Regions from separate parts of the Homo sapiens genome. Here region 1 is linked to region 2. Evidence: chromatin loops called from intact Hi-C (ENCODE). Cell type or tissue: OCI-LY7. All regions are shown on one strand. Each heading gives the region's core, and the rest is flanking DNA. Links, peaks and the distances in the headings are about the cores only.

Region 1 (15,315 bases), core at 4,682-12,681, 280 kb before region 2:
CAAGGCTGGTTCAACATACACAAATCAATAAACATAATCCATCACATAAACAGAACCAATGACAAAAACCACACGATTATCTCAATAGATGCAGAAAAGGCCTTCAATAGAATTCAACACCACTTCATGCTAAAAACTCAATAAACAGGTATTGATAGAACATATCTCAAAATAATAGGAGCTATTTATGACAAACCCACAGCCAATATCATACTGAATTGGCAAGAGCTGGAAGCATTCCCTTTGAAAACTGGCACAAGACAAGGATGCCTTCACTCATCACTCCTATTTAACACAGTACTGGAAGTTCTGGCCAGGGCAATCAGGCAAGAGAAAGCAGTACAGGTATTCGAACAGGAAGAGAGGAAGTCAAATTGTCTCTGTTGGCAGATGACGTGACTGTATATTTAGAAAACCCCATTGTTTCAGCCCAAAAACCCCTTAAGCTGATAAGCAACTTCAGCAACGTCTCAGGATACAAAATCAATGTGCAAAAATCACAAGCATTCGTATACACCAATAACAGACAAACAGAGAGCCAAATCATGAGTAAACTCCCATTCACAATTGCTACTAAGAAAATAAAATACCTAGGAATACAACTTACAAGGGAGGTGAAGTACCTGTTCAAAGAGAACTACAAACCACTGCTCAAGGATATAAGAGAGGATACAAACAAATGGAAAAGCATTCCATGCTCGTGGATACAAAGAATCAATATCATGACAATGGCCATATTGCCCAAAGAAATTTATACATTCAATGCTATCCCCATCAAGCTACCATTGACTTTCTTCACAGAATTGGAAAAAACTACTTTAAACTTCATATGGAACCAAAAAAGAGCCCGCATAGCCAAGACAATCCTGGGCAACAAGGACAAAACTGGAGGCATCGCACTATCTGACTTCAAACTATACTACAAGGCTACAATAACCAAAACAACATGGTACTGGTACCAAAACAGATATATAGATGAATGGAACAGAATGGAGGCCTCAGAAATAAACCACACATCTAGAACCATCTGATCTTCAACAAACCTGACAAAAACAAGCAATGGGGAAAGAATTCCCTATTTAATAAATGGTGTTTGGAAAACTGGCTAGCCATATGGAGAAAACTGAAACTGGACCCCTTCCTTACCTTATACAAAAATCAACTCAAGACGGATTAAAGACTTAAACGTAAGACCTAGGGCCATAAAAATCCTAGAAGAAAACCTGGGCAATTCCATTCAGGACATATGCATGGGCAAAGACTTCATGACTGAAACACCAAAAGCAATGGCAACAAAAGCTAAAATTGACAAAAGGGATCACATTAAACTAAAGAGCTTCTGGACAGCAAATGAAACTATCATCAGAGTGAACAGGCAACATACAGAATGGGAGAAAATTTTTGCAATCTGTCCATCTGACAAAGGCCTAATATCCAGAATCTACCAAGAACTTAAACAACTTCACAAAAAAAAAAACCCCATCAAAAAGTGGGCAAAGGATATGAACAGATACTTCTCAAAAGAAGACATTTATGCAGCCAACAGACATGAAAAAATACTCATCATCACAGGTCATTAGAGAAATGCAAATCAAAACCACAATGAGATACCATCTCATGCCAGTTAGAATGGCGATCATTAAAATGTCAGGAAACAACTGATGCTGGAGAGGCTGTGGATAAGTAGGAATGCTTTTACACTGTTGGTGGGAGTGTAAATTAGTTCAACCACTGTGGAAGACAGTGTGGTGATTCCTCCAGGATCTAGAACTAGAAATACCATTTGACCCAGCAATCCCATTACTGGGCATATGCCCAAAGGATTATAAATCATTCTACAATAAAGACATTTGCACATGTGTTTATTGCGTCACTATTCACAATAGCAAAGACTTGGAACCAACCCAAATGTCCATCAATGATAGACTGGATTAAGAAAACGTGGCACATATACACCATGGAATACTATGCAGCCATAAAAAAGGATGAGTTTATGTCCTTTGCAGGGTCATGGATGAAGCTGGAAACCATCATTCTCAGCAAACTATCACAAGATCAGAAAACCAAACACCACATGTTCTCACTCATAAATGGGAGTTGAACAATGAGAACACATGGACACAGGGAGGGGAATATCACACACCGTGGCCTGTTTGGGGGTGGGGGGCTAGGGGAGGGATAGCATTGGAGAAATACCTACTGTAGGTGATGGGTTGATGGGTGAAGCAAACCACCATGGAACATGTATATCTATGTAACAAACCTGCACGTTCTGCACATGTAACCAAGAACTTAAAGTATAATTTTTAAAAAAGAAAAAAAATAGACAGAACCAGTAAAATACTAAGTTGATAACTACGTCAGTTTACTTTTCTAACAAGTGTTCATACTATTTCAGTAATTTTGCTTACAGAAATAGTTTGCAAATTCTAAAGAAGTGAACATAAATTATGTTCCTTCATTATACTATTTCTTCTGTAATATATGATATGGACTTGTTTGTTCTGTTCTATATTATGTCTATTCCTTTTTATCCTTAAAAAATAATTTACTTTTAAGTTTCTTAGACACTGGAACTGAGAACAGAACCCTAGCTTGAAAAGTACTTGAGTTCCCTTCAGACTATACTAGAAAAAAAGGAAATTAAAAAGGAAAAAAAAGCGTTTGAGTTTATATGGTCTTAACTAAATTACATTGGTTTAGTGTCCAATCCGATTGTTTGCAATGAGTATTTCAATATGACACAAAAACCTTTTGTAATCTATTAGGAAAGGTCAAGTTTTATGGCTTTATCTATATCCAATCTAAGAGTTAATATCAATAAAACATTTTGGTCCATTTCATGTAACTGGTGTTAGGTATTGTTACTACTATATGGTGTTAGGTATTGTAACAACTGTATTGTTACTACGTATGGTTAAAGCGGTAGAGGTTTTATTGTAATTTTAAGTTAACAGCATTAAAAAGAATAACACAACATAATCATGCTGTTAATAAAAAGACAAAAAGGCTTTTCAGCAAAAAAATGTGTCATTTAATCACACAAAGAACATTTTCTTACACATCAAATAAAAAAATCTAAACATCAACAAAGATGTTTAGATATTCTAAGAATTGATGGGACCTAATATCTAACAAAGATTCTTAGATATTCTAAGAATTGATGGGACCTGATAGAAGCATCAGTGAAATGTCATTAAGAATATGTGTGAATATTATACGAGATGTGCACAATTAGCTTCATCTCAGCAAAATCTAGCAAGAGATCTTTTGGTACAACCAACATGGCAACATTTATTAGCCAATGCACTGTAGAGTTGTCTCTTTTTTCGAGAATGAGTATCCAAGCCTAAGTATTTTAATTCTGAAGGACTGCTGTCTGCGGCTTCACTTTGTCTATTGCGAATAAGTTTCTTAAATTCTTCAAAGAGAAGACTGGAATCTTTTAATACAGGTACATGTTGTTGTAGCTGTGGTAATGCTGGCTGCATCTCAGACAGGGTTAACTTCAGCTCCTGTGGCAAATTAGCAACAAATTCTGACATCATATTTATGGTTTCTGTATCTTTGTTGATGAAGGATGGCACAATTTCTGTTAAATTTAAAAAAAAAGGTGTATGTGAGGGTATATTCATGTCAAAGAGCACTCAGAAAAACTATGAATGTTTGCATAGACAAAAAAGCATTGCCTCAGTATAAATTAAACATTGAAACAAAATAAGCAAGCATCCTAATATCTAAACACTTAGCTTACTTACAGTTGGACACCTTAAAGTACCATAATTTTACCAAGGCTCTGCTTTACCCCATTGGTCCTCTCTCGTCTCTCTTCATGATCCCCTCAGTGCTTTTATCATAGTACTTTTGACTCTCCCTGACATTAATCTGTCATCTTTCTGAAGTCATGTAAGTCACTGAAAACAGTTTGACCACAGCTAGTGGTCATTTTCTTGGATTCTTCTTAGTTAAGTCATTTTCTTCCATTGCTATGATTTATGATATTATGAGTTGTAATAGTAACCCTTGAAAAAGATATTACTTTAAGCTATTGAATATTTCATGGTGGGAAGTTACTCCTGGAGGATAAAGTTAAAGAGGCAGAATTTCCAACACCTCTGATCTAATCAGCAGGAGAAAGAAGTCTCTGATGTTCCTTAACCATCTATTTAACAATTTGTCTTCCCCAGAGTATTTACTCCAAAACAATAGTATTTTATATGAAAGAGAGAAGTGGGTTAAAAGAACACTAACCAAAAATCACTGATTTAAGAAGAGATTTGTATCTGCTGTGGAGTATGTGTACTGACTAATGTTTTCTGTTTGATATTTGTTCCAAAGCTGCAGATCATGCACTATGCAAGATCTGTGTGTCTCCTAGGAAGGGAGCCTGTTCTTACACAGCATCCCAGGCTGGCCAAATGTGAAGGCTGGGACTTGGGCTGGGAACCTGCTGGACACCCAGCTGACATCTTCCTCCATCTTTGCACCCATTCAGCTCAGTTGAACATTCATTACCTGTTTCCATGTCTCTGGCACTGCCAGTTAAAAGATATAAATTTATTTAAATGTTTCTTGCTCTCAAAAAGCTTACAGTGAGTTAAACCCTCTCCTAACCTTAACTGTCCTAATTATACAACTTAATAGTTTTATTTCACAAAGAAATTAGAAACACGATGATGTTTAAATTACAGTGAAAACCCATATCAGGTCTTGCTGCTCTTCTTCCTGGACAGGAAAACTCTCCATTAACAAGGCATTACTCTTGAAATAATGAAAATAAAGAGAAGAGGGGAGTAAATCTAAGTGCGGGAGGCAGACACCTGGTTAACCACTGATGCCTGCTGATCAGAGGAAACCACGACCCTTCACCTAGACAGCGGTGGTTCTGGGGCTGATCATTTCCTGAGTTTTCTGGCAAGAGATTCAGTTGTTCCCCTTCTAGCCAACAAAAAAATTCAACAATTGGAGTTTGACAGAGGAATAAAAAAAAACAAACTGTAGTATTTCATCCTTCCTCCCAACACTCTCCCTCATTCATGTTCTAAACTGGAAATGACAGATGAGAATTTATATCGTTTTTGGTTAAATGAGAGGTTTTGGCATTTCCCCTCAGTAAGACATCCTAAGTTTAATTCAATTTCATCATAAAAACCTCTCTTTGATCCAACCTAAACTTTCTGTAGTTGGGGCCTTATTAAATACTGAAAGAAGCTGATGGTAATTTTCTATATACTTAAAGCCAGTTAAATGAGTCAGCCAAAACAGTTATAGTTTGTATTAGGTTTGTTCATAGGCTGTGTATTTTATACTTTTATTAAAATTATATTTTTAAACCTGTTTTGAAATATTTCATAATCCATAACACCTTTAGCTATGGAACCTAGGCTCAAAGAAAATATTCTGTCTGAATTCATACAAATACCCTTATTCACTTATTATTTTGGATGTAAATCTCACTAAAATAGGCCTCTTCTGGTTTAAAGGGTATCTTATTTTTAAAAGGGATGCAGTGAATATGATTTTAGCACATATTGTAGGATGAAATGGATGGCTAACAATGTAATAATGTGGAAGCAAATAGCAACTACCTAACAGTAGAAGTCTGAAAACTCAAATTAATCACAAATTACTGACATGTACTTCCAAAACGATTCCTACCTAGTAATGGTAAACATTTGTCTTAATCTCCACCTGCAGGCAATATTTTCTGAGGTTACTTTCAGTTAAATTATACTGCACATCAATAAAGAAAATTCTTTAAAAATACTTTGTAATCTCATGTCTCTTCAAAGGAAATAAAAATGTAGCCATATCTATATACAAATGTGCTTAATGAAGTATTTTCAGCAACAATTTAGAAATAAACTAAATATCCACCAAAGAATCCTTAAGTGTATGTGGCAGATTTATGACAAAAAATACTACACAGGAATTTCAAATTGTGTTTTGGGATAATAACAATGTGAGAAACTGCTCAAAGTATAATGGTGAGTGAAAATGCAAAAGATATATACATATACCTATCCAAATGTTAACATTTCTTTCCACTTACTTGTTTAATATAATTTCATTTTCTCATAAAATTCACATATACTTTTCAAAGTCCTTAATATCTACGAGTGCTTCTCATTTTTCACGCTGCATTAATGTACATTTGTCTTTAATATGAGCATTACTACTTTTATAGTCAGAAAATGTGGAATAATAAAGCAAATGCAATGCAATCCGGTCTTCTCTACTTTTTATCACTAAATTCCTAGACGTTGTGGTATTTTTGTACTAATGTTATACAAAAGTCATGTAAAAACTGCCATTAAATAAATCAAACTCTAACAATGTAGAAAAGTAAATAACTTTAGAAGCATACTTTAAATCTCATAAAAGAGAAGTAAATGTATTTCTGTTAGAGTCATTTATATATAGTATATGCATATAGCCTATAAAATTTAGTTGCGGTTTATCATAAATTACATGTCATACTAATACAAAACACTTAGTATTTGCAACTGCGGTTACTTTCTCTGAATTTAATATGACCCGTTACACTTCTTAGACTAGTATATACCTCCATGAGTTTCCACTGCTACTTTATAAATACTAAAATATTTTTAAAAGCCATTTCAGATTGAGCTGTACTCAACTCTAAGAGCTTGCCTTTAAAGCAAACCCACTGCAGCTTCCAAATGCTTGAAAGCATCAGTAGGGTCTTCAGCTATGATGGTCTGAACGGCCTGCTTTCCTTGTCTCTGGTCCTCTTGAGTTTCTCCTAAAGGCATTCAAGCCTTTCCTTTCTCTTCCATCCCCTGCCTCACAAATGAACTTCAATACCCAGATCAAAGAAGCGGGAGGTCAGACTCTTTCCTTTGGGATTTTCTGTTTGTTTATTTTAAAGAACGTTTCCAATGGCAAAGGCCACAGCCCAACTTCTGGACTAGGAGAGTCATTAAGTGTAAGGCCCTTCCTGTCTTCCCATCACGGGACCCTCACAGAGACCTCAGAGTGTTGCCCCGTCCTACAGGCGCGCAAACAGGCTTGATAACTAGCGCGCCGCCTCAGTGTTTGTCCCCTCTCCTCTCTATCCGAGAAGCCCTGTTCAGGTGCCCCCACCAGCACGCCCGCTGTCTGGCCGCCTGGCTTTCCTGTGGGGTGCAGGAGTGCGCCCGGCCTCCTGCGGGTCTCCGGGCGGCGTCACCTCCTCTGAGGCTTCCCCTCCCTTTCCACCCCGTCGCTCTGACTGCCTTACGGAAAGGGCACCAAGGAACTCTCGGGTGAAGCAGCTTCCTGTTCTCAGTGCTTTCCCTCCGTCCGGTGAGATTCCCAGTGAGACTGTTTGAATAAAATCACCTGGCAAAGGAAAAGCCCAAACTTTAGGGACCAGCCACGGCTGAGTAGGGGCTGAGCGGTGGCAGCCAATGAGATCTCGAGTCGGACGTGCAGGCCGCCGTTCCAATTGGGCGGCCGCCCCAGAGTAACCAATGGGAAGCGCGGGAAGGCCGGGAGGGGGCGGGAGCTCTCACCTGCCACTGGTCTAGGTGTCTGAGGAGCATCTTCCTGGCTCAGAGACCTTTTGCTCCAGGTGCTCATGCCGCAAATGGCAATCTGCGCGCGAACTAATTCGCGGCCGCATAATTTAATAACTTCCTCCATCCATGAGTCCGCGACTGCTCTGGAAAATTGGTTCAGTAGTAAACAGACTCCTAGCAGGTGGAAAAAAAACAGGCGAGGCATCCTGGGCCTGGTCTCTCCTGGAGGTCGGGACGTTGCAGCCTTTCAGGACTGCAGCTGCTGTGGCCTACACACCTGGGCCTGTGTGCCTGTCCCGGGCTTTAGGCTGCTTTCCCTACCCGGCTCAAGCGGTCTTTTGTATCCCTTGGGCTATCACTCAGCTTTTAAGGCAAGGGTGCCAGCTCCACCCCTTTCCCACACCCCTCCACAGAATTTTCCCCCTCAGCTCTTGGTCTCCCTCTCTGCCTTTCCTTCATTTGCCCATCCCTCTGTCCTTGGCCCTTTTACAGTTGTGTTCTTCTCATTCATTACCCTCAAACAATTTAGTATACTGAGGTAAAGTCATTTTAGATATGAAGCCTTTCCTTTTACACACACAGAAACAAATTTGAGATCACCCATATTCTTACAACTCAGTTTTCTAGAGTGAACATTTGCCAAAAAACCCTTCTAACCTAAATAAGATTATAGATTATCTTGTAAATTGGGTTAATTAGTATAGTGTTGGGTATATCAATCCATAAAAATATAAAAATAGAATGGATGAATAAATAAATTGTTGATGACAGGGAAAACTGATGACTTTTAATCTGAATGCAGGTAAAAACATTAAAATCCCCAGTAACATCATGTTAGGCTTGTGCAGTAATGTCTTTAATTTACAAAACAATTTCTCCATTGCACTTTCCTTCCACTCTTGGGGATAAATTTGATTGTAACTAGTTATCTGAACATTTTAATTTAAAATTCTAATCTACATCTCTGGAGACTGGAGAACATACCACACACACACACACACACACACACACACACACACACACACACAGAGAGAGAGAGAGAGAGAGAGAGAAGAAAAAAAAGCAGTGGAAATCCCACAATCCCACAAAGAATATTTTGGTAACAAATTACAGCACAAAGATATGTTTGTTTGTTTACTGTATTTTGTGTTTGCTGCACCTGGTAAGAGGTGATTTTTTACCATCATTTAATTTAACTTTCTAAAGATCCACACTGTTCTAGGTAATATGGTTAGTAGACAACCCTTCTACCTGTAAATTTTTAGTACAAGTAGGTTCATTTTTTAAAATAACTTACTTGCTTGTGTTCATAATATACTCAGATTAGTTCAGCTCCATCAGATAAACTGGAGACATGCAGGACATTAGGGTAGCTTTGAAATAAAAGAATAACAATCTCTTAGTTACAAACATAACTATGGAATCAAATAATTCTAATTTCTAGATTGCTGGTGATGTCAGTAGGCCCACTTAGCATTGGTCAAATGCCAAGCAATGTGTAATTCTTCAAAAAATACCTGACCAAGACTATGAGATGGTCAGATGCAATCAATGCTTTTAAATGAGTTTTCATTAAAACACGCAGTTTGAGAGAGGCCTCTCAAAACTGAGGTTTGAAAACATTTTTGTGGGTTGACAGTCCTTGTAAAAACAATCCATGTGCAAGGCTGTACTCCAAAGTAATTGGTCGTTAAAAATGTAAATTTCCAGGGATTTCTTTGTTTTTGTTTTTTGTTTTTTTTTTTTTTTTTTAACAGAATTTGGCTCTTGTCGCCAGGCTGGAGTGCAATGGTGTGATCTCAGCTCACTGCAACCTCCACCTCCCAGGTTCAAGCAATTCTCCTGCCTCAGCCTCTGAAGTAGCTGGGATTACAGGTGTGCACCACCACACCTGGCTAATTTTTGTATTTTTATTAGAGACTGGGTTTCACCATGTTGGACAGGCTGGTCTGAAACTCCTGACCTCAGGTGATGCACCCACCTTGGCCTCCCAAAGTGTCCAGGGATATTTTGATTTTTTATGTTGCCTACATGGTTTTATAGAGTCCTTAAAACTGTCCAGTACAATGCCCGCTTTCCCATTTTACAGAAAGAAGAAACAGATTGAGAGTTGTCATGCACTTATTCAGGGTAATTTTGGCCAGCACATATGCCAGATGTGGGCTTACCCTACTGCTAAGGATCACAGGCAAATGCAAGATTCACAGTCTTTACAGGCACAACTAAAAGGCATTTCAAGTCCTTTAAATAAAAAGGAAATCTTTTTAAGGAGAAACAATAAATATGTCCATGCATACAGCTGTCAATTGCTGGAGTTTGGGTTCCAACCCATGTCTACTGGATTCCAACGCCCCCTTTCCTTCATTTCCCTATATCCTAGATCCAGTTCCAGTTGTAGTTCATCTGAATAGTGAAGGTTAATATGTACAGAGTAATGTCTTTGAATGTAGGACAGCAGGAACATTCGAGGCTGTAAGTGCTAGACATGGTTTCCCAGTGTCTCTTACAAGTAGCAGTGTCTATGTGACACAGTTCTGTCTAATACAACCTAAGCACAAGTGTGGAGGTTTCTGGGAAAGCCTTTATTTCCTGATTCTAGCCCTAAGCCTTATTTCTCCTTTCTTTCCTTCCTGAAGCAGACATAGAAAGGGAGGTGAAGTAGCCCTCTTGGGACCATGAGGTGTGGAGCATAAAGAGGAAGGTCTATATGCTTAGACACAGCTGCCTGGGAGGGTGGGAATAGCCTGCTGGCAACATTGAGGGGCTAAATGGGGTTGGATGCTTTTTCTCACAGGCTCTTATAAGTAACTTTTTAAGGTTTTTCTGTTATTTACTCTATCCTGAGATAGATAGATGATAGATAGGTGATAGATAGATGATAGATAGATAGATAGAGGATAGATAGATAGATAGATAGATAGATAGATAGATAGATGATAGATAGATAGTGTGTGTATATATATATATGTGCAAAATACATTTTTATTAAGAAATAAACTTACAGTCATCAGTTTCCTATGAGAGTTTTAGGCATACTTTAGTGGCACTTGAATTAGATAGTCTAAGGATTGAAGTGATTATTTGAGTGTTTATACTAGATGGTTTACCACAGGAAATCTTTGTACCACTGAAAGAGGAGTCATATATTGAAAAGCAGTGAATACAGATTCTGGGTCCAGAAGCCCTGCCTCCACGGATTTTGTGGAGGACAGGATGAGGGATGTGGGTCAGGATGGGCTCTGCCGAGCTGCTTTCTGCATCTGGGGGTGCATCTTTGTCTTGTCCAAGTTGTAAGTTTCCTGGGCATTGCCCTCGTCCTTCTGTGTTGGAATCTCCATTTCATAGAGCACTCCTTTCAGCTTTGTCCCAGATGACAGGTGGCCTCTGAGCTTCTACAGCCCCATATTGAATTCCTTTGCTTGTGGCCTTCTACCTGCACCATCTTCCAGCGCCAACTTTGTCTATAGGGCTTTGCCAACAGTTGTAAGAGAAACTTATTTTTAAAATATATAAAACCCTGCTCTTTTATATTTTACCACTAATCTCTTTTCCTAGTTTTGTATTTTCTACAAAATTCTTATTGTTTCCCATGATCTGTCAACAACAGGCAACTCATACCTGATCCCAATGACAGTCGGTGCTACATTGGATCTGTTTTTTTTCTAGTTTTTTTTTTAAATTATTATTTCATTGAGATTTGGAGAATAAGAAGAAGTAAACACTTTTATTCAAGCCTCCAGTGCTGACTCTCCCCAGATGCCTTTGGAACTGCTCCAGATGTTTATGCTTTCCTTTCAGGTTATCATGCTGCTTTATCCAGAAGAATCAAACAAGAAATGAAGGGCCATCGTGATCTTCAAAAAGTCTTCTTCTCAGCAAACTGCTGGAAATACCTTGGTTAAGAGATTAGGAAAGATAAATAACTTCATTAGTTTTTTCCTCACTTCTTACTTCTACTCAAGTAATAGCGTATGTATGGAAAGAAAGTTCAGAAAGAATCACCCCTGGCCAGGTCTGGTGGTCCCAGTAATCATCACCCAGGCCTCAGAGAAATTCAAAAACAAAAACAAAACAATAAGATGTCACTGTTTGCTTTTATTGGGGTTTGTGGTTTTACTGTTATGCTGGGCATTGGCTCTCACGTGTGTTCTCCAGTCTCTGACCATACAATCCAGCCATTGCCACAATCACATATGGAACATCACAAGGGACCCCAGAGCCCGGCTCTTCCATCTAAATTTAGGTTAAAATTAATGTCAAAGCATCAAGGGTTGATCTGTTCTATAAGGCCTAAAATTAATCCCAACATTATGTGCTGCCCTGACATCTGGTAAAACTGGGATGGCCTCACATGGCCTGACCACAAGTTTCCTCCCTCACTCTGCTCCTGCAAAAAACCCTCCACTCAAGAGAGCCAGACACAGTTCCTGCTTATTCCTGAATAGCAAGTTTCAGCTCTCTGCCAGCCCTGGAATTATTCAAAGAAGGCAGTCACATCCTTTCGTGGTAACCAGGGGTCACCTTACCCTTTTGATACTGCAAAGCCTGCCTCACACGGCCCCTCTTATTCAGTCTGTTCCCAACTGCAACACCCACGTGGCCCTGCATGGCATTTAGTGTCCTTATCCTCCATCCTGTAATTCTATGTAATTAATAAATTTCTGTCAGTCTCATTAGGCCAGTATCACTTGTCATATGTTTGGCCATGTGCGTAATCCTAAGGCAGGAATCCCTCCCACTCCAACAGGGTGAATAGGAGGTGATTAAAACAACCAACTACTACAACATATCTCCTCCTCTTCTTTGTTCCTAGAGGGACAGAGGAGCCAGTTCAGACTGTATATAATGTGTTCTATGGTTCTCAGGATCTCTTTGCTACCTCTTCCCACATCCCTTCTCACTCTCTGCTCAGCGTTGATAGAAAATTAGTCTCTCTAATACAGAAATCATGATCCTTTTGTAACCCCTTCAGCTATTTCCCATTACCCCTAGCATGTAGTCTAAACTTCACAGCTGGCTTCTACAAGGTTCTTTAAGATCCCCTCTTCCTGTCTTCTCTCCAGGAGCATTTTCCTTTCCCTCTTCCACAACCCAGTCCTCAGTCCTACTCACTCCCTGACAGTTCCCCTACATTCCATGCCCTGGACCATCGGCCTTGCCACTCCCTTTGCCTTTCCCTGTCCCTCCTCCGCCTCTCTTTCTTTGCTTATTTTCTTTTCAAAAGCAGATCAAGCATCAACTACATGATGGATCTTTTGCTAACCATCTCTTACACACTCAGCACCGCCCATCCCAGTTCCTCTACAGTCTGTTCCTTTTATCACAGCACTCACAACTCCTTACTTGTAGGTCTTTCCTGCTAGACTGTGAGCTCTTTGGGGGCAGTGGCAAGCACACAGTGGCTGCTCAACACATCTGGGTTGAAGGAAATTTATAGATCTCATAATGAGGTGTGCGCAGCTTCCCTGGGGGTTGTGGGTGGAAGCATGGGAGCACCTAGAAGGCCCTGGCTACAGAGTATAAAATGAACTGAGTCCCCAGATTACTAGAACTAGGGAAAGGCAGAGCCCCTGTAATTAAAGACCCTGTGACACACAGTGAGGAGATCCAGGCTGCCACAGGAGCACCAATCTTAAGGTGAGTCACATCTTTGAGGAGGGGGAGTGGAGTAGTTGTGTTGGGTAAAAGAGGAATCCACAGGATTGTGGATGGGAGAGCAGGGTGCAGGAAGCAGGAGGAATATCTGTATTGGACTAAGGTCTAAGGAAGCAGGGTTTTAGAGAGGGCTTGGGGTTATCCCAGGGCAATCATGCCTAATTCCTCCCTCCACCAATTTTTTGCACCCTATTTAGTTCTGGTCTTTAGGTAGAGCAGGTTAGCTGCTTTAGCTCTTGCATTCTTTCCACTCTAGAAAGAGAACAAAACCACGAGATTCTTGTGTGTGAAGCTGTGTTTGTGTGTAGGACTTTTTGTTTTCAGTAATTTCATACCCTTCCTCCCTGTACCTCTCCCCTACACCCCTGCCCAAACTGCCAAGTTTCAAAGGACTTAGGATCTATACTTATTTCCTAGGAAAAAACTAACATTCCATTGAAGTTCCATTCCTATCATTTAGAGTCTCTTCCTCGCTAGGGTGACAGATCTTTCAGATCCCCCAATCGTGCATGGCTCCCATTCCCCATAGTGCATAGCTTCAATCGAACCTTTAATATTATTACCTTTTCTCTCCTTTCTGAACATATCAGTTATAACTCTTTTTGAACTATTTTTAGAGGTTGCCCAAGAATTTGCAATATACATTTACAATTAATCCAAGCCCACTTTCAAATAACACTAACTTACTTCACTGGAGTACAAGTGTTTTATAATAAAAAGTAATTCTAATTCCTCCCTTCCATTTCTTGTATCATTGCTGTCATTTATGTCACTTAAACAGAAACATACACTAAGATATATATAAGCATACATAATCTAATACATTGTTTCAACTATTATTTTGAACAAAGTGTTCTGTTTTATCAATTAAGAATAAGAAAAATAAAAATTTTTGTTTTACCTTCACTTATTCCTTCTCTGATAGGCTTCCTTTCTTGATTTAGATCTGAGTGTTTGCTCTGGAAAGCCCTACTTGCAGAAACAAATGTGGTTCTAGCAAGAGCTAGATCTCAGTCCAAGAATTCACCATGAGCTCATCTGGCTGGAGAAAAAAATGCACTCTAAGATGATAGGCCATCACCTGACTCAAATAATTGCTTCTTGACATACCATAACTTGCAACAAAGTGAAATCTCTAAGATTAGGAAAAACTGAAGATTGGACCAACAACAGGAGTAACTGAAGGTCAAAACCAAGATATTTTGAAGAATTTATTTCACATGTACAAGATGAGAGTGGGGGGCGGGGTATGTGTATGTGTGCATGTATATGAGTGCATGAGCAGACATGTGATGGGAGGAAGGACATAAACCTCACTGGAACTAATGTAGCTGATAGGGAAAACAGCCGGGGCTCTCATTGGACACATTCTTAATACAAGAATACAATTTTTAAGTACATCACCACTGCCAGCATGCCCAAGAGAAAGGCTGAAGGGGATGTTAAAGGAGATAAAGTCACGATGAAGGATGAACCACAGAGAAGATCATGAGGTTGTCTACTAAACCTGCTCCTCCAAAGCCAGAGCTCAAGCCTAAAAACGCCCATGCAAAGACAGGAGAGAAGATACCCATAGGGAAAAAGGGAAAAGCTGATGCTGGCAAGGAGGGGAATAACCCTGCAGAAAATGGAGACGCCAAAACAGACCAGGCACAGAAAGCCGAAGGTGCTGGAGATGCCAAGTGAAGTGTGTGCATTTTTGATAACTGTATACTTCTGGTGACTGTAGAGTTTGAAATATGATTTTTTTATCAAGTTTTATAAAAATGCAGAATTTTTTTTTTTAGTATTTTTTTTCTTTTTTTTTTATTATACCTTAAGTTTTAGGGTACATGTGCACATTGTGCAGGTTAGTTACATATGTATACATGTGCCATGCTGGTGCGCTGCACCCACTAACTCGTTCAAACAAATTTACAAGAAAAAAACAAACAACCCCATCAAAAAGTGGGCGAAGGACATGAACAGAATTTTATTTTACTTTTTTTTTAAGCTATGTTGTTAGCACACAGAACACTTCATTGTTTTTGGGGGAAGGGGCATATGTCACTAATAGAATGTCTCTGAAGCTGGATTGATGTGGGGAAAACACCTTTCCCTTCTAGTTTTGAGAGACTTCCTCTTGGCTCCCAAGAGG
Region 2 (15,315 bases), core at 2,803-10,802:
CCCTGAGAAGCACAATGGAAAGTTTAAGTCCAGGTTGACCAGAGCCTCTACTTTCTTACACTCATCAATGAGACAGGGTGATTCACTGGACTACCCTGACACAGTCCCCTCCCTTTCAAGGCTGTGTGGCATAAAGGCAGCTCATCTAGTCCCCAGGGTGTTTCAGACTCTGTCTTAGGACTCTGAAACCCCCAGTCAGCACTGTGTACTTGTGAGAAATACAAAGTATGTATTAGATATGCTCTACCTTGAGTTTGAGGAATGTATAGTGAGCTGGAGAAATACACCACAAAAACCAAAGCTACATGCAATCAAGTGACTGATAAGTGGGACCAGACCATAAGACCCAAAGGAATTCAGGGTGGGTGGGAGCTCCCCATGGACAGGAGTAGCCCAAGAGAGCAGGGAGGGAAAGAAAAATGCAATTTGGGAGGCCGAGGCTGGCAGATCACTTGAGGTCAGGAGTTAGAGACCAGCCTGGCCAACATGGTGAAACCCCGTCTCTACTAAAAATACAAAAATTAGCCGGGCGTGGTGATGAGTGCCCACCAGTTACTTGGGAGGCTGACGCAGGGGAATTGCTTGAGCCTGGGAGGAGGAACTTCCAGTGAGCTGAGATCACGCCACTGCACTCCAGCCTGGGCGACAGAGCAAGACTCCATCTCAAAAAAAAATTTTTTTAAGTTTACAAAGCATTTTCAAATGTCTTGTTATACTAGTTGAGCCTCACTACCACCTGGTAAAGGGAGTAGAACAAATATTCACATTTTATGGATGAGGAAACTTGGGCTTATAGAAGTTAAGTAACTTGCCTAATTTATCCCATTTCTTTTTCAGTAAAGTTACCAGTTTGGGCTGGGCATGGTGGCTTACACTTGTAATCCTAGCACTTTGGGAGGCTGAGGCAGGCAGATGGCTTGAGCTCAGGAGTTCAAGACCAGCCTGGGCAACATGGCAAAACCCTATCTCTACAAAAAATACAAAAATTACCCAGGTGTGATGGTGCACGCCTGCAGTCCCAGCTACTGGGGAGGCTGAGGTGGGAGGATCGACTGAGCCCAGGAGGTTGAGGCTGCAGTAAGTTGTGAATACACCACCACACTCTAGCCTAGGAAACAGAATGAGACCCTGTCTCAAAAAGAAAAAAAAAAAGTTACCAGTTTGGTAGCTTAGGGAGTTACAAGTTTGGTAGCTCATGGAGTTGCCATAGACATAGAATATATTGATTTTTAATCACAGCACACAACAAGATGTACATTTATATCCTTGTGAGTAAGTGAATATGGTTGAGAGAAGAGGTTAGGTTGACAAAGCAACTACTAAAAAATTGTCTTTTTCCCTCTGTCTTATGGGTAACTTGGATGAAAACATAGAAGATGAGCTTATAATATATGATGATTAATAAAGTAGGGAGAGAGAGTCAGTTGGATAGAAGAGTTTCTATTTCAAAATCCCAGGTTGCCACAGTGGCTCACACCTGTAATCTCAGCATTTTAGGAGGCCGAGGCGGGCAGATCACTTGAGGTCAGGAGTTCAATACCAGCCTGGGCAACATAGCAAAACTCCATCTCTACAAAAAATACAAAGATTAGCCAGGTGTGGTAGTGTGTGCCTGTGATCCCTGCTAATTGGGAGGCTGAGGTGGGAGGATCGCTTGAGCCCGGGAGGTTGAGGCTGCAGTGAGCCAAGATTGTACCACTGCACTCCAGCCTGTACAACAGCATGACGCCCTGCCTCAAAAAATAAAAATAAAAAATAAAAAAATTAAGTCCCAGGTTGAATCACGAGGTCAAAACCAAAGAGGTAGAATGAAAGGTCCTGCTTTTGATCCACACACCTAAGATGGAAGAGCAGTTTATTAGCAGTTAATATGAAAAAGTTCTGGGGATTTAATAGAAAAGAATTTAAACAGTATCATACTCATAAACTACAAATGTGCCCTAAGTACAAATGCAGGTTGAATTGAAATCCAATTGCTTAAAAACTAAGGAGGTTGGGCATGGTGGTTCATGCCTATAATCCCAGCCCATTAAGAGGCCAAGGCAGGTGGATCACTTGAGCCCAGGAGTTTGAGACCAGCCTGGGCAACATGGCGAAACTGCGTCTCTATAAAAAATACAAAAATTAGCTGGGCGTGATGGCGCACACTTGTAGTCCCGATACTAGGGAGGCTTAGGTAGGAGGATCACCTGAGCCCAAGGAGATCAAAGCTGCAATGGGCCATGACCTCACCACTGCACTCCAGCCTAGGCAACAAAGTGAGACCCTGTCTCAAAACAAAACAAAAACACTAAGGAGAACTTCAGCAGTGTTGACAGGACACTGTTCAGAACTGGGAACAAATAGTCCTATGGAACCTACTATGTCTAGGCCAGCCTACCTCTAGAATATTTTGTTCTATTCTGGGCCCGACTTGTTAATTGGGACATGAATAAATGAGAGTAGATCTAGAGGGAAGCACCCAAGATGGCAATCGGGCTTGAAGCCACCCCTAGACTAGGAATATTGGAAGAAGCTGGGCGCATTTCTCCTGGAGAAGAATTATCAAGGGAAGACATGAGAGCCAAGATCAATGGGTGCAAGTTACATTGAAGAAGAATTTGGCCCAGAAATGGAAAGAATTCACTAACAACTAGAGCTGTTCATCAAAGGTTAACCTCCTGGTTCCTGGATATATCTACATAGCCTGGAGCTACCATTTTTCAGGATACTCTGGAAAGTATTCTTCCCTTAGGTGATGAATTACAAATCTTCTTACTCTAAGATCCCATAATTCTTCAAACTAGACACTTAACTCCTATGAGCCTCAGTTTCCTGAGAAGACTAAAATGAAATGGCTTGTAAATCCCCTTCCAGCTCTAACTTTCTATGAAGTACTTGGTCCTAAAGGGTACCCTCGTTTATGTTTCACAGAGATACCAGAAACAGGAGTCTTTTATCTTCAACTTGACTCTCAAGATGTTATCCTCAAGTGAACTTTTTTCTACCAGCTGAAATATGTCCTTAAAATCTTTGAGTCAATGAATCATGAAATGAGCCAGGTTTTCAAATCTCATTTGTAGGGTTCCTTAAGAACTATGTCCACTTGCCACATTCTTTTCTGAATATTATTCTTTTTTTCTTCAACCCTGTTTTTTAACCCAAACATCCTGTTTTCAAACATCCTGTTTTCAACCCTCTTTGTATCTAAGGATGGAACAAGGCTGATGACACAGACAAGAAACTTGTAAAACATAGCAAGTATCTGCCTTTTATTTGGTGAATAATGTCAGGACTAGAGAAGGGCTGATGTGAAATTCTGGGCTGGGCTTTAAGGCTTTAAGGCATAGTTTTGCCTCAAAGAATTGCCTCCACACAGGACAAGTCACTGTAAGCAAAGTATGTGGCTGCATCTGGACATGACAGGAGGTGAGCTGGGAAGTCCCTGCCCTTTCCCTGCACATGCACTTACCCCATTTCTCCATCTTTCTACCTCAACACTTCACCTTCAGAGATAATTTCTTTCAGGCCTCAAAGCATTTTTAGACTTTAAGTTCTTTTGTTGCTGTTTATTAGCTCAACCAGGGCCATGTACCAGAACCTGGGGGAAAGGGCCATTTCTATGGAAATGGAGATAGGGTCCAGGCCTATCCTGAGAAAGTGCAATCATGAGGAGACCATCCTGTTCTTTCTCATGTATTTTATCATTCATTTGGTACTAAGCACTGTACTAGGCACCAAGATAGATAGTAAAACATCAGCCTTGTCTTCAAAGGGTTTGCAGATCACAGAAGCCCTCTCTCTCTCTCATCTTTTACATAGATGATATCCTATATAACAAGAAGAGATGTCACAGGATGACTAAAACAGGCAAAGCAGCTGGAATATGTGTGTGGCTGGGGCAGCCCATGACAGGGCCTTAACCCTAGTAATGACGCTGACAGCTTTAGTCACTGAGGGGAGTGGCCAGAACCTGCTGGTTTGGTCAATGGGGGACAACAATCAAGTAAGGGAAAAGTGATCTTATAAGGACTGGAGGGAAGTCAACAGAAAATCTCAGCCAAGTGCCATACATTTTTTTCTATAGAGTTCTATATTTTCTGGAACTCATATACAGAATTAAGTAAGAGTCACCCTGGGCTATATTGGTAAGGGCAAAGAGCTGGAATTTCTTACAACTTTATTTTGAAGCCTCAAGCAGCGGAAGGCAGATGGAAGAAGTAACATGTGGTGGTGGTTCTCAGAATTTTTACCACCCCCAAAACATGGAAGATAATTCCTCACTCTCCGGTCAGTAACAACCACTGACTTCTGCAAAGATTCACAGCCATTTGGGGTACATATCAGAATATCATGGAGAAGCAGGAAGTGGGGAGCAATTTCATAAAGCTTCCTACTTGAGTCTAATATAACCCTTTCCTACCTGCCCTGAGATCTATAGGTAGCTTGCCTGAGTTGAATCCAGCTCTGCCATTAACCAGCTGCATGACTACAGACAAGTCGTTCTCTTTGAACCTTAGTTTCCTCATACATAAAATAACGAACCTTACCTGGCAGTGTTATTGAGAGGAACTACAGAACCTATCACAGTTAGTATATAGCAATATAGCCAGATCTTTTTTTTTTTGTTTTTGAGACAGAGTCTCACTGTGTTGCCCAGGCTGGAGTGTAGTGGCACGCTCTTGGCTCACTGCAACCTCTACCTTGCAGGCTCAAGCGATTTTCTTGCCTCAGCCTCCCAAGTAGCTGGGATAAAGACACCCACCACCAAGCCCAGCTAATTTTTGTATTTTTAGTAGATATGGGGTTTCACAGTGTTGGCCAGGCTGGTCTCAAACTCTTGACCTCAAGTGATCCGCCTGTCTCGTCCTCCCAAAGTGCTCGGATTATAGGCATGAGCCACTGCGCCTAGCCCATAAAGCTAGATCTTAATGAGCAATTAGCTACTAGTACAATAATTTGTTTTAAAAGCTATATTATAGGATAACAGAGTCTACTCAGTCAGCCTTTATGCAAAAGTGAAAATCTTGGGATTCTCAGAAATATGCTCTCAACAGTAAATGCCCTATGTAACAAGGTGCACCAGCTTAGGCTGGGGCCATTGGGCCCATAAAATCTTCATTGTTAAAGTTAAGAAGTTGGGTACAAGGACAGAGAAAAGCTACTATTCCCAAGTTGCCAAATTAAAAAAATTACCTATCTGGAAGGTAAATTTTTTTTACCCCTTAACAGATCTTTAAGTGTATAATAGAAGGGAGATTCAAAATTTACATTTGAAACTGATTGTTTGAGGGGAAAAAATCTAAATAAAAATTTTAACAATCATATAAATATAAAGCCAAGATCTTAATCTGGAATGGGAAGGTTAAGACCATTCATTAATTCAACAAATATTTACTGAGCAGCCCTGAGACTGTTTTCCTTGGGGTCTGGGAAGGGGAGCCATGGTCAATGGACTCTTGTTATCTGTAGGAATATTGATCCCTACCACAAGGTAGAGGGACAGGGAATAAAGGGGAGATAGTCCTCCTATGAGATAAAGGTAGGGGATGTTCTACAGGGCCCAGTTTTATATTTTTCTTTTCTGCCTTGTTATTTCTTCTCATGATTTTCTTTCAGTAAAATCTCTTTCCCACATCTCTTTCAGTAAAATTTTGTTAAATGATAGTCTTGTTCTCTGTTTTGGGGAATTACAAGATGGACTCTTAATGGGGCTCTATTAGTAGATGGTAAGAATTCCTGGGAATTTCCAGAAATTCTTTGGGAAAAGTCAGAGACTAATCTTCTCACAGTTACATAAGGGGATGAAGCTGAAAGTTATTTGGGCATTAATTAGAAGTGTGGCCCACTGAAGGCTGGTGAAATCTGGACACCTCTGCTATACATGGTCCTTGTGGATGGTTTGAATGATATTCCCAAATTGGCTGGGCACATTCCCATGATATCAGGCCGATGGGCATTAAAAATGCAAATTAGTTCACATGCTGGGGTACAATGCCCTGAACCAGCTGACTTTAATGGACTGCAGATTGCCAATCCAAGGCTATGTTCTTTCATTCCTTTCCTTGCCTTACTTACTTATCATTCATCCTTCCCCTAAGTTCTCTTGGGCCTATTGCCCAAATAAAAGTGAAGAAGAAATTAACACATATGAAAGCGTGCTATGCTAAGTACCATGTGGGGTGTGTTTTGCATGAATTATTTTACTTAACCCCTTACAACACCTTGGCAAGATAGGCAGGATTATCCCCATTTTATTGATGAGAAATGAAAGCTGAGAGTCCTATCTCCCAAGTAACACAGCCAGGTATTATAACAGTCCTGGGGTCCACATACAGGCTTACATAACTCCAAAGTTCTTTACATCATACCACCAAGAAAAATGTATTTTAAGATTCACCTAATTAAAACATAATTAAGAAGAACAATGTATTGGGAGAGATGCTTACTGTTTCTAAGCAAACATACGTGATTGCCTATCAATGAACAATGACCTCAAGCTGTAACTCAAACCGGAGCTGCAGGGGGCTCAGATTCAAACACTTCCTCTCCACTTACAAAACTGCCACAAAGGAAAATGAAATGGTAAAAGGCAGTTTCTGCCAAATCTTGGCAAAACCAGCTAAACTTTCTTGGTCAGTGGGAGTAGAAGGGGTGATATCTCTCTGTCCTGAGGAATCAAAAAGTTGCCTACCAGGTTAATACATAATACAAATCTGACATTTCAAACACAAGTTGTTTTACATATCTGGGCTCAACAGTTTAAGTTTACAAAATATCCCCACCCATCCAAAATCATGTGTCCATATAAAGGCACATCTGTGGTCTACAGTTGGATAATTCACAGCCCTCTTATCTAGCACTGGTCATTAGAAATTAGGGCGGCTGTGTTACACAACCATGCAGATGGTGCCCCCTAGTGTTGCACAATGACAAAGCCCTGAAAGCAACCACCTGAAAGCACAATCTAGACGGGTGCTTCTCAAACGGACTGTGGTAAAAAATTGTTGTTACTTTGTTTTTTTCAACCTCCAATCCTTCACAGACCAATACTTTTAAAAGCTATAATAAAAATAATTTAGCAGAAAAATTAAATAAGTAAAGGTATTACAAATAGAAGACTTAATCTTTTTAACCATTAGATTCAATAGACTTAAAATTATTCTGTGAAATTGCTCTAAAGTTTCTACACTCAGTTCCTTTGCAGACCAGGAACAACAGTTTGTGGATGGGCACGAATGCACAGATCACGCTTTGACAAACACTATACTGCTTCACTTTTTTTCTTTCTTTTTTTTTTTTTTGAGACAAAGTCTCACTCTGTCGCCCAGGCTGGAGTGCAGTGGCGCGATCTTGGCTCATTGCAACCTCCGCCTCCCGGGTTCAAGCCATTCTCCTGCCTCAGCCTCCCAAGTAGCTGGAATTACAGGTTTGTGCCACCACTCCCAGCTAAATTTGTATATTTAGTAGAGACGGGGTTTCACCATGTTAGTCAGGCTGATCTCAAACTCCTGACTTCAGGTGATCCGCCCGCCTCGGCCTCCCAAAGTGCTGGGATTACAAGCATGAGCCACCACACCTGGCCCATTGCTTCACTTTCAGTTACAAAGACTTACCATGGGTTCCTTCTAAGGTACATTGAACCACTTGACCCTCAATGTGGTGTCCACCTATCAATTAACTACAAATTCTTTCTTTCCTCTTTTTTTTTTTTTTTTTTTAACTCAAGCAACCCACAGGCCGGTTTAAAGTGGTCTTTAATTACTGAAGACTTTCCCTTATTTAAAGAAATAGGGGAAACTTGGAGGTCTAGATTAGATTTCTTTCCAACGGTTGCTATGTAACTTTGTGACATTTGAAAGATTAAAGTTGCTTCTGACGGCACTACAGTAGAACCTCAATATTTGCATGTTTCTTCCTTAAATTTCCCCTTTCCCTGACACTGTACATACACTTTCTAAAATTTGTTTTTTAATTTTTACTTTTCACTTTTCAATTTTTAAGGAAATAGAGATGGGGTTTCACCATGTTGCCCAGGCTGGTCTCAAACTCCTGGGCTCAAGCGATCCACTCGCCCCAGCCTCCCAAAGTGCCTGGCCCCTGTAGGTACACTGTTAACAGAATCAGATACCAGTAGGAAAATGGTAAAAAGAGAATATGTAAGCAGAGATACCAATTTGTGGTAAGCATTCAAATTGGTTCTTATGTAGTCCTATTGTGGAATTTGATTTAAAAGCCAAAACAGACATCACTATATGTCCCCTTTATATCTTTCCTTCATCATCCTTGTTTTGTGGTAATATGCTTCTCTATCATCCATTGATAATAGAATTACAACATTATGGATTTTCTATGCTGATTTATCAGAAATAGATTGGGGTAATGGTGTTATTTCTCTTCTGTTTTCCCTCCCACAAAGTTTCCCTCTGTGCACCTCAAACTTACTCTTTAACCTAATCTTCTTTTGAGGGAAATTACTCAATGGTTTTTAGGGAATCAACTGAGCTCTGACCTCAGGGATCCACCAAAATCAGCCAGCCCTTCACTCAGTCAAGTTCAATAATTATTTTCCACAGGTGCTAAAACCCCAGTTGAACCTGGATATTTTCCCCCTTAATATCCCCTTTAGAGAAAAAGAATCAGAGAATCCCACATGTAGAGGAGTGAGCAGATAACAGAAACCCTGAAGCCTTCCAGATTTAACTGTTCCTGCTGTTCCAATGAGCCACCTGAGGCCACAGCGGGAGAAGATTTAACACAGGAAAGACAGTGGCTTTTACGGGCTTTGGAGAAGGGCCAGGGTCTCAAGGGAGATCAGAAAGTGTGTAGAAAGCCCTGTCGTTACTAGGAAAATGCAGGTATCAGTGCCTGACAGACAGTAGGTGCTCAATATATACATTATATAACCGAATGGTACAGTGAATTGGCAAAAGAAAAAAAGCAGAAAAGATGAAAGTGAAGCTAGGACAGGTAGAGATGGGATTACCTTTCTTTCCTCCTAGCATCTTTTTTAAGGGTTATTTCTTTTTATTTTCCAGCTGCCCCAGGGTGATTTTCAGTCACTATCTCCAGGCTGAAGCCTTCTTGATCATTCCTTTTTCCAACCTTAGTGATAGCTAGCCTAGGAATGCTACAACTCCCAGGTGGAGATTCAGGTTAAGCGAGACTGGGTCGTAAGAAAAAAAGATGGAGAGAAAAGGAAAGGGAAGCAGAGGAGTCTGCATTCTGCATTCTCTTCCTTCCGTTTTAATTTTGCCAGTTGTTATGGGCAAGTTAAATTCTTCTCATGTCTCTGTTTTTCATAACTGGGAATTATAGTTAATATAACTGAGGCACAACTGATAGTAGATCTGTGAAAGCATAAAGGGAAATATAGTGTTCAGCAATATCTAAGGAATATGCTTCAAAGCAAACCTTTGCTTCTTACCAGGTGTCACCTAAACCAGCGCTACTCACACTTTGATGTGCAACATAATACACCTAGAGATCTCATTAACATGCAGGTACTGATTCAGTAGGTCTTGGATGGGGCCCAATATTCTGCAATTCTAACAGTTGCCTGGTGATATGGTTTGGATGTTTGTCCCCTCCAAATCTCGTTGAGATGTAATCCCCCGTGTTTGAGGTGGGGCCTGGGTGGGAGGTGTTTGGATCATAGGAGTAGAACCCTCATGAATGTCTTAGTGCCATCCTCTCGGTGGTGAGTTCTTACTCTGAGTTCTTGCTCACCCATAAAAATCCCTAAACTATGTACGAGGCTTGGAGAACTTCTGGGTTGGTGAACACATTCACATGCCAGGAGGGTGATGCACCCCAACTCTAAGGGGAGTGGCGGCCCTTCCGGACCTTGCTCTGTGTACTTGTTCATCTGGTTGTTCATCTGTATCCTTTACAATAAACCAGTAAATGTTAAGTTAAAGCATCTGAGTTCTATGAGCCATTATAGCAAATTATTGAATGTAAGGAAGGGGTCTTGGGAATGCCCAACTTGTAGCCAAGTTTGACAGAAGCGTGAGTAACCTGGGACTCACCATTTGTGACTGACATCTGAAGTGGGAGAAGTCTTGTGGAACAGAGCCCTTAACCTGTGGGGTCTGATGCTGATCCCAGGTAGACAGGGTCAGAAGTGAGTGAATTGAATTGAAGGACATCCAGCTGGTGTCTGGAGAGCTGGAGAACTGGTTGTTGGTGTGGAAAAACAAAATACGTTTGGTATCAGCAGTATTGTGGGTAGAGTGATACAGTTTTTGTTTTAGGCTGAATTTGGAAACCCAAATGGATAGGCAATCTTGATACAATCTTTTCAATGGGGCTGATTTGATTGCTTTTCTTTTTTTCTTTTTTTGAGACAAGGTCTCACTATATTGCCCAGGCTGGCCTCGAACTCCTGGACTCAAGCAATCCTTCTGCCTCAGCCTTCCAAAGTGCTGGGACTATAGGCATGAGCCACAGTGCCCAGCCCTGATCTGCTTTTCAAGAATTCCTCAGTTGTTGCCATGTAACTGTCTCTCTGACAAGACTGTAAGCTTCCAGGAGTTGGGATCAAGACTTAGCCACTTGCACCTCTCTGGGACTGTGGGATGCTGTGTGAAATGTAGTAGGTACTGGATTTGCAGGGAGTTTTCAGCTGTCAAGGGCCTTGGTAAAATAAGGAAGTGCAAGGGGCCAATAATTCTTGGCTAAAATATCCAGAATTTCACTCTGGGACTGTAAAAGAGATTCCTCTGAGAAACTTGCTAATATCTTGCAAAACCTCAATCCAGGTTTTGTCTTCTTACATCACCTTGTTCTCATTTAGGTCAGTTTCTGAAGATGCAACTGTGGTTTTGCAGTAAGGGGAACTGAGAATCTTGAATACTGCATGTTATCACGTGACTTCAGGATGAAATATCATTCAAAACAAAACATAAATTAAACGTATTCACACAGAGAGAAAAAGCAAAGCCTAAATTAAATACATTCACACATAGAGAAAACAGAGTATGGTAAGATATCCAAATTTCCAAATTTCCATTTTTCTCTTTGAAGAATTTAATCCTAGATCTCCATAGCCTCAGGTCCAGTATAGCAAACAGCTGGGAAGCTGTTTGACAGCACTTTGGGCCTAGTATCTTGGATCTTTTCATCTAAGAGATTGTCTACTTATCTAGGACCAGACTTGCTCAGAGTGATGTGGAATCATTTTCGAAAAGAATAGAGATAAGGTCTTTCTGACACATCATGAAATTTAACACTGATGACCACCCAAGGACCTATGCTAGAGTCAAGATTTGGGGCCAGGCATGGTGACTCACGCTTGTAATCCCAGAACTTTGGGAGGCCGAGGCAGGAGGATCACTTGAGCCCAAGGGTTCAAGACTACCCTGGACAACACAAACCCTCATCTCTGAAAAGATAAAAATTAGCCGGCATGGTGGTCACACCTATAGTCCCTGCTACTCAGGAGGCTGAGGCGGGAAGATTGCTTGAGCCTGGGTGGTTGAGGCTGCAGTGAGCCATGATCACACTACTATACTCCAGCCTGGGGAACAGAGTGAAACCCTGTGTTGGGGGGACAAAAAAACTGAATTGGGTAATTGCAAAATTTTTCTTTTTAAGGCAATAAAAAAATACTGACTTCATGTATTTATTCCCTGGGTTATTTCTGGAAGGCAGTCAAGCTAGTTAATTTATTTTCCTTTTTAAAGAAAATAAGCCAAAATAAACCAAAAGAAAAAGAAAAAGAATATAAGCCAAATAGCAAACATTAATTTTTTTCAGATTTCAATTGTTTAAAATGCATGTTCATTTTTGAAAAATTTAGAAAGCATAAAAGAGTTCAAAAAAGAAGGATCCCTCCAAATGTCACCAACTAGGCACAATCTTACAGATAATCTTGCTATAGTTTTTCAAATCTTAGAGAAAATCAACACATGAAAAACTGTGTTCATATATTCACCAGGTGAACCAAATGCAAGCTATACTCTTATACTCTGTGGACCAGGGGAACAAGACAAGTAAAAAAATCCAGAAATCTTACATGTCAAAATAAAAATTAAGGATATATGTAAAAATTGGTAATTACTTTAAATGAATGAGAGTTCACACTTCATAATCTCACATGACTAGATTTTTAAAAATAGATTGAAAAGTTTTGATGCACTTGTTTGATGTTTCTACATCTTGGAGGAAAGCTGAAAGCACTTGATACTGGTGGTGTATAGACACACACCTACTCCAATCCACCTGGAGAAGTTAGAGAAACCCCAGAACATGATTTATCAAGTAATTCAGTATCATTTTTTTGAAAAAGTTTGGCTGGAAAATTTCTTACTTACAATACCAGTTATAAGACATTTCTTCTGGCTGTCCACAACATTTTCCTTCTTACATAGCTCCTCTTTCTTAACCTCTTTACCTGGTTCTCAGAAGAAATCTGCAGTGATCTAACTAACTCTGATAACCACATAACGGGCAGATGAATTTATTACCATATGGTATGGAACTGCTTTAAAGCTGAGTTCTGAAGTTTGATTTAAATATCTAAGTTTGAGTCAATATGTGTGCCTTGGCATGTAAAAATAACAGCAACAACAACAAACACTTTTTGTAAAGTTCTTACCATGTGTCAGGCACTATTCTATGTGCTTTATAAATACTAACTTATTTAATCTTTATAACATAATCCTCCTATGAGCTAGATACCATTATTGTCCCCAGTTTACATATAAGGCACAGAGAGTAATTTGCCCGAAGTCACAGAGCTTGTAAGTAGCAAAGCCAGGCTAAGAGCACAGCAGTCTGTCTCCAGAGTCCATACCTCTAATACACATGACTGTCTCATCCAGCAATCTATTTCTCCAGTTGAAAAATTACATTGATTCCTCCTACTCACCCTCCTCCCTCAAAATACCTACTTCTGTAATTAAATGCCACATCAATAAAGCATATTCTCTAACAACCCCCTTAGGTCCATGGAAGAAGCTGGCTATTTGCCAATGAAGCCTTGTTCACTCCCCATCTGGAAAGGCCTGGTGGCAAGTAAGATTCATGTTACTCAAGGGAGGAAGGGGAGTTTTCCTGTTCATTTAGCATAAAGAGTCTCTTAAGTCAAAAAATTTCCTTCCTCCTCTTTCCAGTGTCACCAGTCACACGTGAGAAAGTCATCTCGGTATCAACTTCACATGATCTGCCTCAAACAAAGACAGTTCATGTGCTCTTGATATAGCATTTCTTGCTTCAACTTCACTGCTAACTGCATGTTTCATCTACAGGGAGAGTTTACAGAAATTAGCATGAATTATATAAACTCTGATACTTGGTGATGTAGATAGATCTCATCAGCTTTCATTTTCTTTGCTGGGAGTGTAATCAACATGATTAAAGCAAAGAAAGAAACTCTCAAGTCATTGTATTAACTATTCTGTTCTCTGGATGAGACAACATAAAACCTTGGGATAGTAGAGCTGGAACAGAAATCCAACATCATCCCCCACATTTCACAGATAAGGAAACAGAGTCCCAGAGGGAATTTGTGATGTACATGATAACACAACTAATTTGTGACTTTAAAAAAACTCCTTTTTGGTTTATTTTTAAGAAAAAGAATAGAAATTAACTAACCATATAGAAATAGCTTATGGAATAAGGTTCATGTGGAGCCACCATTTTTTATTGTCTTACACAGAGGTAACTGCAATTATTACACCCCACCACACTCACCCAGTGGCAGGCCAACTAGGGCCCTAGGGCTTACACAGCCCCATGAAAAGGGAGGAGGGCCTGGTCTTTGGTCCCTCAGGTCATTGGGCTGGTCCTTTGGAATTTGGTAGGCCCTACTGCCCTTGGCAGACTGCAGAGATGCTCCCACAAAGTTCTCTCTTTTGACCACAGGTCCTCCACAAGGAATTCTTGCCACTGCTTTGGGGGCCAGAGCACTCAGGCCAGGCCACCACAGACATCTACCTATGCCTCTCCCACTGCAAGTGTCATAGTCTTTGGAAAACTATGCAAAAGTGTGATAACATCCCAAAGCCTTATAGAACCTACTGCAAACCTGTTCCCCCAAGTCCCTATCCAGGACAGTCTCAGGCATTCTCCTTTCCGTTAGGGTCAGGCCACTTCCTTTCGTCTTCTCCTCCAAACTCCAGTTCTTACCATCACAGAGACTTTCTAAAGCAAAGGTTGTAATGCATTTCTGAGACTAGGAAGCCCTCACCACCCAGACATAAAGCCTGAGCTAATAATCTCTCTGTTTCAGGGAGAGACTATAGCAGAAAACAGAGATTCCTGTTATCCTGAACCAATTATTTGTATAACTGTATGTTTAATACCTGATTCTCTTTGGAGTAAAAATTTCATGAATTGAGTATTAGGATTACGTTAAGGTTGCAGTTGGCTTTAGGATCCCTCTGTCTTATTCACTTTTGCATCCCTGTGCCAGTTCAAGGCCTGATAAATAACAGCCACTCAATACATATTTGCAGAGCAAAGAGAGAAAGAGAGGGAGGGGAGGGAGAGAGAGTGGGAAAGACTAACCAAAGTTCTGCAATGGCCCACAGAAATATGAGTATGAGTTAAGGCAATCTCAAAGGAGATAGAGAAAAAGGGATGGGAATGAAGATGAAAACTATTAAGAATTAATAATCTACAGGGCTTGATAAGAAATTTGATGTGGATGATGTGGAAGAGACCAGTCAAGGATAATTCTGAGATGTGTTAATTGATCCACCTGAATGTGATGTGGGCTTGTGAGAGGAAGATGGGGTTTGGTTTTGTTGGTAAAGGATGGTGAATGGTGGAGGGGTTATGGACAATGAATCCAGTTCAGGAAATATTTGTGGGTCTCACTGTTTTAAGTATATGTGAACAGGAATATCAGAATGAAACTGTGAAGTGGGTGAAGTTATCTTCAGAAACTCCCTTTCATTTAGGCCCCATTTCACATATCAAGGGATATCACATATCCCTAATTATCTGCCCTAATTTCCTATCAAGAAGTGATCTGATGATCTCACTTACATAAAAGGTAAACTACTGATGAAATAGGAGATAGCTCTCAGGCTGTGTTTTAATGTTAATAATGGAGCACAGCCACAAGCCAAAAGAATGATAAGAGCACTACTAATAAGAGTCAGTGCTTATATGGCCCTTAACATGTGGCAGGCACTTAATGCCCTTAGCAACACCATGAGGAACTATTTTATATATGAGGAAAGTGAGGCACTGAAAGGTTGTGACTTGTCCAATGTCAACAGCTAATAAGTAATGGAGTGGAAAATACAACCTAGCATTGTGGCTATACAATCCATGCTTTTAACCATGATGCTAGGAAATAAATGTGTAAGGGTGAAAATT

Evidence for each region. Peaks named below come from ENCODE experiments on the same cell type or tissue, not always from the same donor. Only the 100,000 strongest peaks of a DNase experiment are listed, where the experiment ranks them.
Region 1: it touches region 2 in a loop (2.7-fold over the local background); 3 of 110 quality-filtered maps call a loop at or near these places.

The regions. Positions count from the first base shown.
Region 1 is chr9:5,296,853-5,312,167 of GRCh38, forward strand. It overlaps RLN2 (relaxin 2), which reads right to left and starts at 7,864. Exons shown (of 2, transcript NM_134441.3): 1 at 7,518-7,864; 2 at 3,012-3,592. The coding sequence starts at 7,728. The coding sequence ends at 3,246. It also overlaps the pseudogene HMGN2P31. RefSeq lists an enhancer at 7,740-7,789. In OCI-LY7, for the core only: no CTCF peak of the experiment used is centred there; no DNase peak of the experiment used is centred there; H3K4me3 peaks cover 493 bases.
Region 2 is chr9:5,583,322-5,598,636 of GRCh38, forward strand. The region is part of intron 1 of INCR1 (interferon stimulated noncoding RNA 1); the gene reads right to left. Among named protein-coding and RNA genes, the nearest start is that of RIC1, 38 kb to the right of the region's middle. RefSeq lists enhancers at 6,582-6,771, 10,831-10,950. In OCI-LY7, for the core only: CTCF peaks have their summits at 6,904 (motif pointing left) and 7,113; DNase peaks (open chromatin) are centred at 3,230, 6,890 and 10,800; H3K4me3 peaks cover 402 bases; H3K27ac peaks cover 1,662 bases.